Linked DNA regions of Homo sapiens: all the other regions are linked to region 3. The links are chromatin contacts, found by Hi-C or POLR2A ChIA-PET in ENCODE. All regions are on one chromosome and are shown on one strand. The core of a region is the stretch at or near the end of the contact, and the rest is flanking DNA. Distances in the headings are between cores, read along the strand shown.

The links. Hi-C counts contacts between places; a loop is a spot of excess contacts on that map. ChIA-PET counts read pairs that join two places held with the same protein, here RNA polymerase II (POLR2A). Pooled maps may share reads with other maps.
Region 1: a pooled map shows a loop between it and region 3 (6-fold over the local background). The contact joins the promoter of ZNF774 here to the promoter of RCCD1-AS1 in region 3. A Hi-C loop is called at or near these places in 5 of 50 pooled maps.
Region 2: a loop to region 3 is called in a pooled map, with 3 times the contacts of the local background. The contact joins the enhancer-like site here to the promoter of RCCD1-AS1 in region 3. A Hi-C loop is called at or near these places in 3 of 50 pooled maps. POLR2A ChIA-PET finds 5 or more read pairs at or near these places in 4 of 52 experiments (activated B cell, activated CD4-positive, alpha-beta T cell, activated T-cell and 1 more).

The regions. Positions count from the first base shown.
Region 1 is chr15:90,350,947-90,353,646 of GRCh38, reverse strand. It overlaps ZNF774 (zinc finger protein 774), which reads right to left and starts at 1,363. Exons shown (of 4, transcript NM_001004309.3): 1 at 1,236-1,363.
Region 2 is chr15:90,399,761-90,402,460 of GRCh38, reverse strand. The region is part of intron 2 of IQGAP1 (IQ motif containing GTPase activating protein 1); the gene reads right to left. Among named protein-coding and RNA genes, the nearest start is that of IQGAP1, 13 kb to the right of the region's middle. Within about 2 kb of position 1,405, at least 35 of the 41 ENCODE cell types and tissues checked have a DNase peak (open chromatin) inside an H3K27ac peak, as active enhancers do.
Region 3 is chr15:90,953,223-90,955,922 of GRCh38, reverse strand. It overlaps RCCD1-AS1 (RCCD1 and UNC45A antisense RNA 1), which reads left to right and starts at 1,430. Exons shown (of 2, transcript NR_170325.1): 1 at 1,430-1,588. It overlaps UNC45A (unc-45 myosin chaperone A), which reads right to left. Exons shown (of 20, transcript NM_018671.5): 19 at 2,613-2,700; 20 at 1,830-2,464. The coding sequence ends at 2,207. RCCD1 (RCC1 domain containing 1) reads right to left here and starts at 1,039. Exons shown (of 8, transcript NM_001017919.2): 1 at 975-1,039. RefSeq lists a silencer at 543-672 and enhancers at 893-1,002, 803-1,357, 2,182-2,682.

The DNA of each region.
Region 1 (2,700 bases), core at 114-2,613, 600 kb after region 3:
CCCAGCCTAGCAACAGAGTGAGCCCCTGTCTCTCCCTTAAAAAAAAAAAAAATGCAGCCAGCATGACCACCCACTACAAAGAATATTGCATTTCAAGGGAGGAAGGACCAGACTGTGGTGAAGAAGTTTTACTCTTTCACATCTTTTGTCCCACTACAAATCACCTATTTACTACTGGAACACACACACACACACACACACACACACACACACACACACACTTTTGGGGGAAATATTTTTGTATTTACAGACATTATTATTGGTCATTTATAAAGTATTGAGTTTTTAAGGATCTAAAAACCATCTCTCTGGTTTAAAACTTTAACAAACAACAATAATGTAATTAGAAAGTAAAAATTGTAATAAGAGTTTTCAGTATTGGCCAGGTGCTGTGGCTCATGACTGTAATCCCAGCACTTTGGGAAGACGAGACGGGCGGATCACCTGGGGTCAGGAGTTCGAGATCAGCCTGGCCAACATGGTGAAACCCTGTCTCTACTAAGAATACAAAATTAGCCGGGTGTGGTGGCACACGCCTGTAATCCCAACTACTTGGGAGGCTGAGGCAGGAGAATCGCCTGAACCCGGGAGGTGGAGACTGCAGTGAAAGGAGATAGCGCCATTGCATTCCAGCCTGGGCAACAAGAGCGAAATTCCGTCTAAAAAAAAAAAAGAGTTTTGAGTATAATTTTTATTTCTACATTCATTACAAAACACAGCTGCAGGGCCCACTTGCTGGAGACAGCGCCACTGAGGAGGGGAGACGTCTTAGCCACGGTTATAGAAACCCTGTTTCCCAGCCCGTCCCTTTCCCCATGCACAGGTGACCTCAAAGGCCCCACAGCGCTGAGGGGCTGTGACTAAGTGCCACTGTGAGAAGCTCCAGTGCGTTCACCGGGTTTATTAATAGGAACATGACTGCACGCGTGGGGCCGAACCCCGTTCTTCTTCTCGGTGCTCGCGCCCTAACCGGGGTGCGGCGGTCAGAGGGTCACAGATCAGCTGAAACCCTGGGACCACCATCGAGAAGCAAGAAAACTGATTAAGAGAATGACTTATCCCGCCGACGGTATAGAGACCACAGCTACCTCTCCCACAGCCCAGCAAGACCCGGGGGCTCCCAAAGGCCAGCGCGGGAACCCCGCTGAGAAAACGTCTGGGTGGCGGGCAAGCCCCCTCCACGCCCCTCAGCAGCGCGCCGCTGCCGCCGCGGTCTCCCTCCTTGAATCACTCACCGCCCCAGGGCCCAGCCGGGGATGGAGCAGGAAGTGAGTCCTCCACCGCCGAGCCGCACCCGGCCCGCAACCCCGAGGCTGTGCCTCCCAGAACCCGACCGGGATTCGTGACAGGGCTGTGGGGACACAGGTGGGACTCCGGCTTCGACAGCCAGCGGCCGGAAAGTACCGCCCCCATCCTCTTGCTATTGGCTTTTCAGTTTCCATGGCTAGAATTTTTCTCTGTCCATAGGCTGATAGAGCTGTCAATTATCGCCTAGCCTTCTGGGAAACGTAGTCCCGAGCAAGACCTCAAAGGACTCGGAGCCGTGGATGTCCAGTTCCAAGCGTTGGAAAGTGCTAAACCCAATTCCCCAGCTACCGGTCCCCCGGAACCGCCTGTTTGGAGCCGAGGGATCTAAATGCTGTATCCTCACTGTGGCATCTGCAGATGTGAATCTCCTGGCCTCACCCACCTACCGCGGAGCAGCCTGGTGCCCACCATGAGGTCTCCCGCGCTCTGGCACTTCGCCCCTCCCCAGCGCAGAGCAGCTCAGCCCTCGGGCCTTTGCGGCCTCTCTTCTGCCCAGTCTTCCACCTCATCCCCGGCGGCCGGAGCCTGCAGGGTGTTTGCGGAGGCCAGGTCCCAGACCAACTCAAACTGGACATTGGAAAGGCCCAGCAGAAGCCCTTAGTAGAAAACAGACATTCCGCATCCTTCCCTTGGCATCAAACTCCCAGGCACATCCCCTTTCCGTCTGGTTGATAGCCAGAGGAGGCGGGCGAGGGCATCAAGTATTCTGGGAAATGTGATATCGGGCTTCAAACTGGGGAGGCTCCTGGGTCTCATGTGAGAGCCAGTGATCACTTTGGGTCGGCCCCTAGCTAAAAAACAACAAAGTCTTTCCTTAAAGTGAAGAAAATGTGCCTGTCTACTCCGTTTGTTGATTCAGTGCAATTTAGAAAAATAAAAGAACATTTTGTGATGTATTATAAAACGCTTAGAATTACCAGCCATAGAGTTTTTTTTTTTTTTTTTTTTTAGACGGAGTCTCGCTCTGTCGCCCAGGCTAGAGTGCAGTGGCACGATCTCGGCTCACTGCGAGTTCTGCCTCCCAGGTTCACACCATTCTCCTGCCTTAGCCTCCCGAGTAGCTGGGACTACAGGCGCCCGCCACCACACCCGGCTAATTTTTTGTATTTTTAGTAGAGACGGGGTTTCACCATGTTAGCCAGGATGATCTCCATCTCCTGACCTCGTGATCCGCCCGCCTCGGCTTCCTAAAGTGCTGGGATTACAGGCGTGAGCCACCGTGCCCGGCCCGAGTTAATGTTGAAGATCCCTTTGATGCTAATTCCACCATTCCTTCAACAAAAATAAGGTGCATTTTCCAGTGGATATTTATTGGGAACATTCTGTTCTCAAGATCGTTCTGGGGGCAGGGCGTGGTGGCTCACGCCTGTAATCCCAGCACTTTGGGAGGCC
Region 2 (2,700 bases), core at 156-2,655, 550 kb after region 3:
TTTCCAATGAGTCAACAGGAAGGTATTCTGAGTAAAGAAGAAATAGAGCTTTTAGACAGGCCTCTCCTCCTCCCACAACCCCAAAAATACAGTTCTTGCCAAATGATCCAAAGCAATTTCCAATCCAATTTGCCACTCCTGTCTGTATGAGGTAACTCTTTAACAAACAAGAAAGTGGTAGGAAGGAACACCTTTCTAAGCTGAATTCAAAGCAGATACCAGGTTATGAAGAAGGGAAGCAATTAGGAAGGGTCCAACAAGCTAGTTAGACACAAAAATACATAAGACAACTGGAGACTTTCCCTCAGGTGGCAGGTGGAAGAGACTCCAAAATAAGTGGCAGGAAATTGATGGAGTTCCCTCACTGACTTGAAAACTACACAAGTTACTTAATGTCTCTGGGCACCAGTTAAAGAGGTTAGACTTAAATGTTGCCACTTCAGCATCTGCAGAAGTTAAGAGCACCAGCTTTGGTGTCACAAACCTGGGCTTGAATTCCAATATATGACCTTGGGAAAAGTGTTATCAACTCTATTTTTTTCCCTCTTTAAAATAAAAATAATGCCTATCTCACAATAATGTAATATGTAAATTTCATCATCATTCTGCTTAATTAACAGTAGTTACTACTGTTGTCATTATTTTTAGAACCAGAAGTATAGCAGCAGCAGACTAACATGGCAGTTAAGAGAAAGGACTTCAGAGTTCTTGCCAAACCTGAAATCTGGATCAACCACTTATTAGATGAATGAGTTAACCTCTCTGAGCTTTGCTTTCTTATCTGTTAAATGTAGATAATAAGCACCTCACAGGGCTTCAAGAATAGCTAATTAGATAAAGCATATAAAGTGCTTAGCACAGTGCCTTGCATGTAGAAAGTATGCAATAAACGGTACTAATCATGACAATGAGGAAGAGGGGGAGAGGCAAGGGGAATACACTGACTTTGGGACAGACAGAAAATATTTTAGATTATGACTGCCTTGCAAATTGCAGGTTTTTGGTTTTTTGTTTTGGGGGATTATTTTGGCTTTCCTTTAGCTGCCTTAAAGTACTGAGGTTTCTAGAATAAAATGCCTTATTGAAATAACTAATTCTTCCCAACATACAACTATTTTTTTAAAAAATTTTAACCCAACATTCAAACTTCAGCAAGTAAACTCTTACTCTTCAAAATAAACCATTAACCAGATCTTTCTTAAACATTAATATGTTTAAGATTTTTTTAATTCACGCACTGTCAAACCACAGAGATCAATCAGATTGCTAGGAGACTTCAGGAGAAAAATTAAGGAGCAGAGCCCTGATTTGATCCGGTAGGCCACAGGCCCTCCAGGTTCCACTGGCACTTCACTCGGCTAACTCAACGATATGGTCTCTAGGCAACCAAGTCCTGAGTTAAGCAAACAACCACAGTAATATGAATCACTTCCGGATGTTCTCACTTTGCCTACCAGCGCTTTCTTACACAAATACTTCTTGTCAAGGGGTTTATTTAGCACCAGCTAGAAACAACCAAGAGTCCATCAGATACCACAAGGCTTAAAAATGTCCAAAACAGGTTCCACTACCAACTGGTATCCCCAGATGTGACACTGTGAAGCAGAAGGAATTGTACAGCAATCAGAGGCAGGTCACCACACTAAGCCGGAAAATGAAATTCCTAGAACATGCCAACTTGGGTCCTCAAATGTATTTTTACTATTTTGTCATTAGGGACATTAAAATATATAAAAACAGTTGCTCTGACCTGTAAGACCAGAAGAAATACATGCCAAATGAGGTCAAACTAACGGGCCACACTTAGCCCAGCCAGATTTTTTCCCCAACCTTGACTGGTGGACAATCCATACACTCAGCTGCCCGATTAACACTGGTTTTTCATGGCCACATCTATTTCAACACCTACGGATTATAAAGGGAAGTGGTAAACTATGTAACCCAACTATCTTGGCTACCTGCTCCTTTTTTTCACCTTGAAAGGATCTTTTGTGCCACACTCTTCTTCATGAACTAAAAAGAGATCATTTAAGCTATTAACAAGAATGGAGACGGAAAAGGAATTAATTAAAAATATAAACTACAATAGGACAAAGCAACTACCATTAACAGAACCAAGGAAAAAATATCAAGACTGTAGAAAATCAAGTCAGTGCAACAAAAGATGTATGTGAGACACATACCTAGAACGCTTATTTAACGTAAACAAAATGAAGAAGAGCCATAAAATAGACTACACAGATCTAACTAATCACCACAGGCATAATGGACAATTTCCTAAAGCTAAAATAAACAAACAAGAGACATTATAAACCAAGAAGAGTCTCCACATTGCAGGCAAAATTGCTAAGCCAATAGCAACCCTAACATGTTAACTGGGGAAATGTTTATACCTCAAGGAACAACAATTCTACAAATTTCAAGTCACGAAAAAAGGAAAAAAAAATCAAGTTACTTGTCATAGAGTTAAAATTAAGCTAGCTTCAGATGTTGTTTCTCAATGATAAGAAGTATAACAAAGTCATATATATTTTTCTCAAAAAAATGAAATATGGTTCACCATAATTTAAAAGTCCAGAACTAGAAATATATATATACATAATATTTGACAAAACAGACATGAATTGCTAATAGGTAATAAACAGCTGGTTTTTAAAGGATATTAGAGGCCTGTAATTCCATCACTTTGGGAGGCTGAGG
Region 3 (2,700 bases), core at 181-2,680:
GGTTTTGAGAAACTTATACAGACAGAATTTCAACTGTACCTTATCTAGCCATTTATTCGTCCAGCGAGCATTTACTGAGCGCTCCTCCTCTGCCAGTGAGGACAGCTGTCTGCTCCCAAGGAGCTAACCGTTAAATGGGGAGACAAACAGTCTGGTGGTTACAACAGCAACGCCAACTTCAAGCAGATTCGGCTGGAGCGGGTTTGTTTTTTTTTTTTTTTAATATAATAGAGACAGGGGTCTCGCTATGCTGCCCAGGCTGGTCTCAAATTCCTGGGCTCGAGTGATCCGCCCGCCTCGGCCTCCCAAAGCGTTGGGATTACAGGCGTGAGCCGCTGCACCCGGGCTGAAGCAGAATTGCATGGGCATTTTCAGGCCTCTTAAGTCAGATCCTGGGTCTCTCCTGAGACCCCAGTTCCTGGGCTCCTAACCCCTTCCGTGTCCTCTCCCAACCCAAGGGGGCCTCTGACCTTGATCTTGACCCTATGCCCTCTACCCTCTCGGGCAGGTCCTTCTGGTGGGCAGCCTTGGAGGAAACGCCGAGGCGCAGAGCGGCCGCCTCCGGAAAGGCCTCCCGCCCAGCGGGCGCCGACAGCCACGGGGAGAAAAGGTTTGAAGGGCGCGCGGCGCGAGGCGGCCAATCACCAGCAAGGGCGGTGACGTCGCCGCCCGGGGCGCGGCGGCCGCAGCCCTGTTCAACTCCCCTTGAGGGCCTCTCCGGTCCCGAGGCCTACGCCGGGGCCCTGCGGCCCGGTCTGTGAAATGGGCTGAAACCTCCGAGGGGCGTTGGACCAAGGCCCTGGAGGAAACCGGGGGCGTTGGACCAAGGCAGAGGTTGGGCCAGGTGGTCCCGCCCCTGCAGGAACCCGTGGGGCTGGAGCTCGGATTAGAACCACAGAGAGGACATTCATTAAGACTTGAGCTAAAGGTTTGGCGAGGAGTGACGCCCAAGACGGGCGGACCCCGCCACCCACCTCAGTCCCGGGACCGCGGCAGCTCAAAACCCGACACGCGCCGGACTCATGCCCCAACAGGAAGCAGCTTTTACCTTCCACGGATTGGCTCAGGACCCGTCACGTGCCTCTGTCGAGCCAACGAGCCTCACGCTGGGCTTAGCCCTCCTCGAACGTGCTGGGGTGGTGGGCGGGGCCCAAGCCGCCCTTCAACCAGGCTCAGCTGGCCACCAACCCCAACCCCCGCCCCAGCGCCCTCAGCGGAGGCCACAGAGGACTCCCAATATAAAGACAAACGTACTGAAGGCCCAGCATATGGGAGTCTCTACCCTAAACGACTTATTTCTTGGGATAGTTTAATATTTTTTGAGATAGGGTCTCGCTGTGTCGCCCAGGCGACACTTTGGGAGGCTGCGCTCTGGGCTCACTGCAACCTTCGCCTACCGAGTAGCTGGGATTACAGGTGCATGCCGCCACACTCTGCTCTTTTTTTTTTTTTTTTTTTTTTTTTGGTATTTTTATAGAGAAAGAGTTTTGCTTGTTGCCCAGGCTGGTCTCGAACCCCTGACTTCAAGTGATCCACCTGCCTCAGCCTCCCAAAGCGCTGGGATTACAAGCTTGAGGCACCGCACCTGGTGAGTTTCTTATTGATTAGCTTCCTAGGCTTACCCTTTGTCCCTCCAGTAGGATTAAGAAGCAACTCAGTGGGCCCTGGTTGGGGAATCCATTGGATTCCTTCCATGGAGGTGGGTCTGCCACTGTGAAGCTCCGTTGCACACTCACCCACGCCCAGCTCACACCCATACTCACCCACACTCACCCACTCAGAGACTCCCACTCACAGCAGCCCTCCCTGCCCAAGGACAGGGCACACAGTGGAGTTCTACACACTTTTATTGGAGGGGCAGGCCTGATAGCAGGCTCACAGCTGGTGAGGCTGCTGATGTGTGCGCCCTTCCAGATGCCCCAGGATCCACAGGCTGTGTTGGGATGCACCTTCCCCATTCCCAGCTGACTACAGTAGTACAGAAAAAGGGCCCCTCTGAGTGAGGCTGCAGGCAGTGCTGGCCAAGCAGGGCTGTGTGACTGAACGTGGCCGCTGACTCAGAACAGAGGACATCCTAGGGCAGCAAGCGAGGATGGGCAAGAGTATTGGGCATGCCAGCCACCACCAGCCAAAGCTGCTTCCGTCCTTACTCTCCGTGCCACAATAGGTAGCGTGTGCATGAGCCTTGGGCCCAGGGACAACCCCCTCACTCTCCATCTTGGTTGGGTTGGATAAGCCCATATTCCACTGCTTTGTCCAGGCAGGCTGCAGCAGCCCTTGTGACAGGGCTGTGGTCACCCTTAGCTAGCACTGACAAGATCTCCATCATCTCACTCTCCATCAGGGTGCTGGCAATCTCCCTCGAGGCCTCCACCATGTTCAGCACCACCACAGCACCCCGGTGCTGCAGCTCCTGGTTGGAGCTCAGAAGCAGGGCCTGCAGGATCTCCAGCCAGTGTGTGGTCTGTGAGAAAAACAGGGTAGATATGACCCCTGGGCAACAGGCTCAACCTTGGCAAGGGACACACCCACACACCCTAGGACTGCCCCCTTCAGCTGCTGCTGGGAGTTCCTGGTCCGTCCCTCCTCCCCCACTGAGAAGAGGCACTGACCACTTGGGGAATGCGGCTGCAGAGCGTGGGCCGCATGGAGGTAAGCATGGCCAAGCCCCCGGCAGCTGCCCGCTGTAGCAGCTCATCA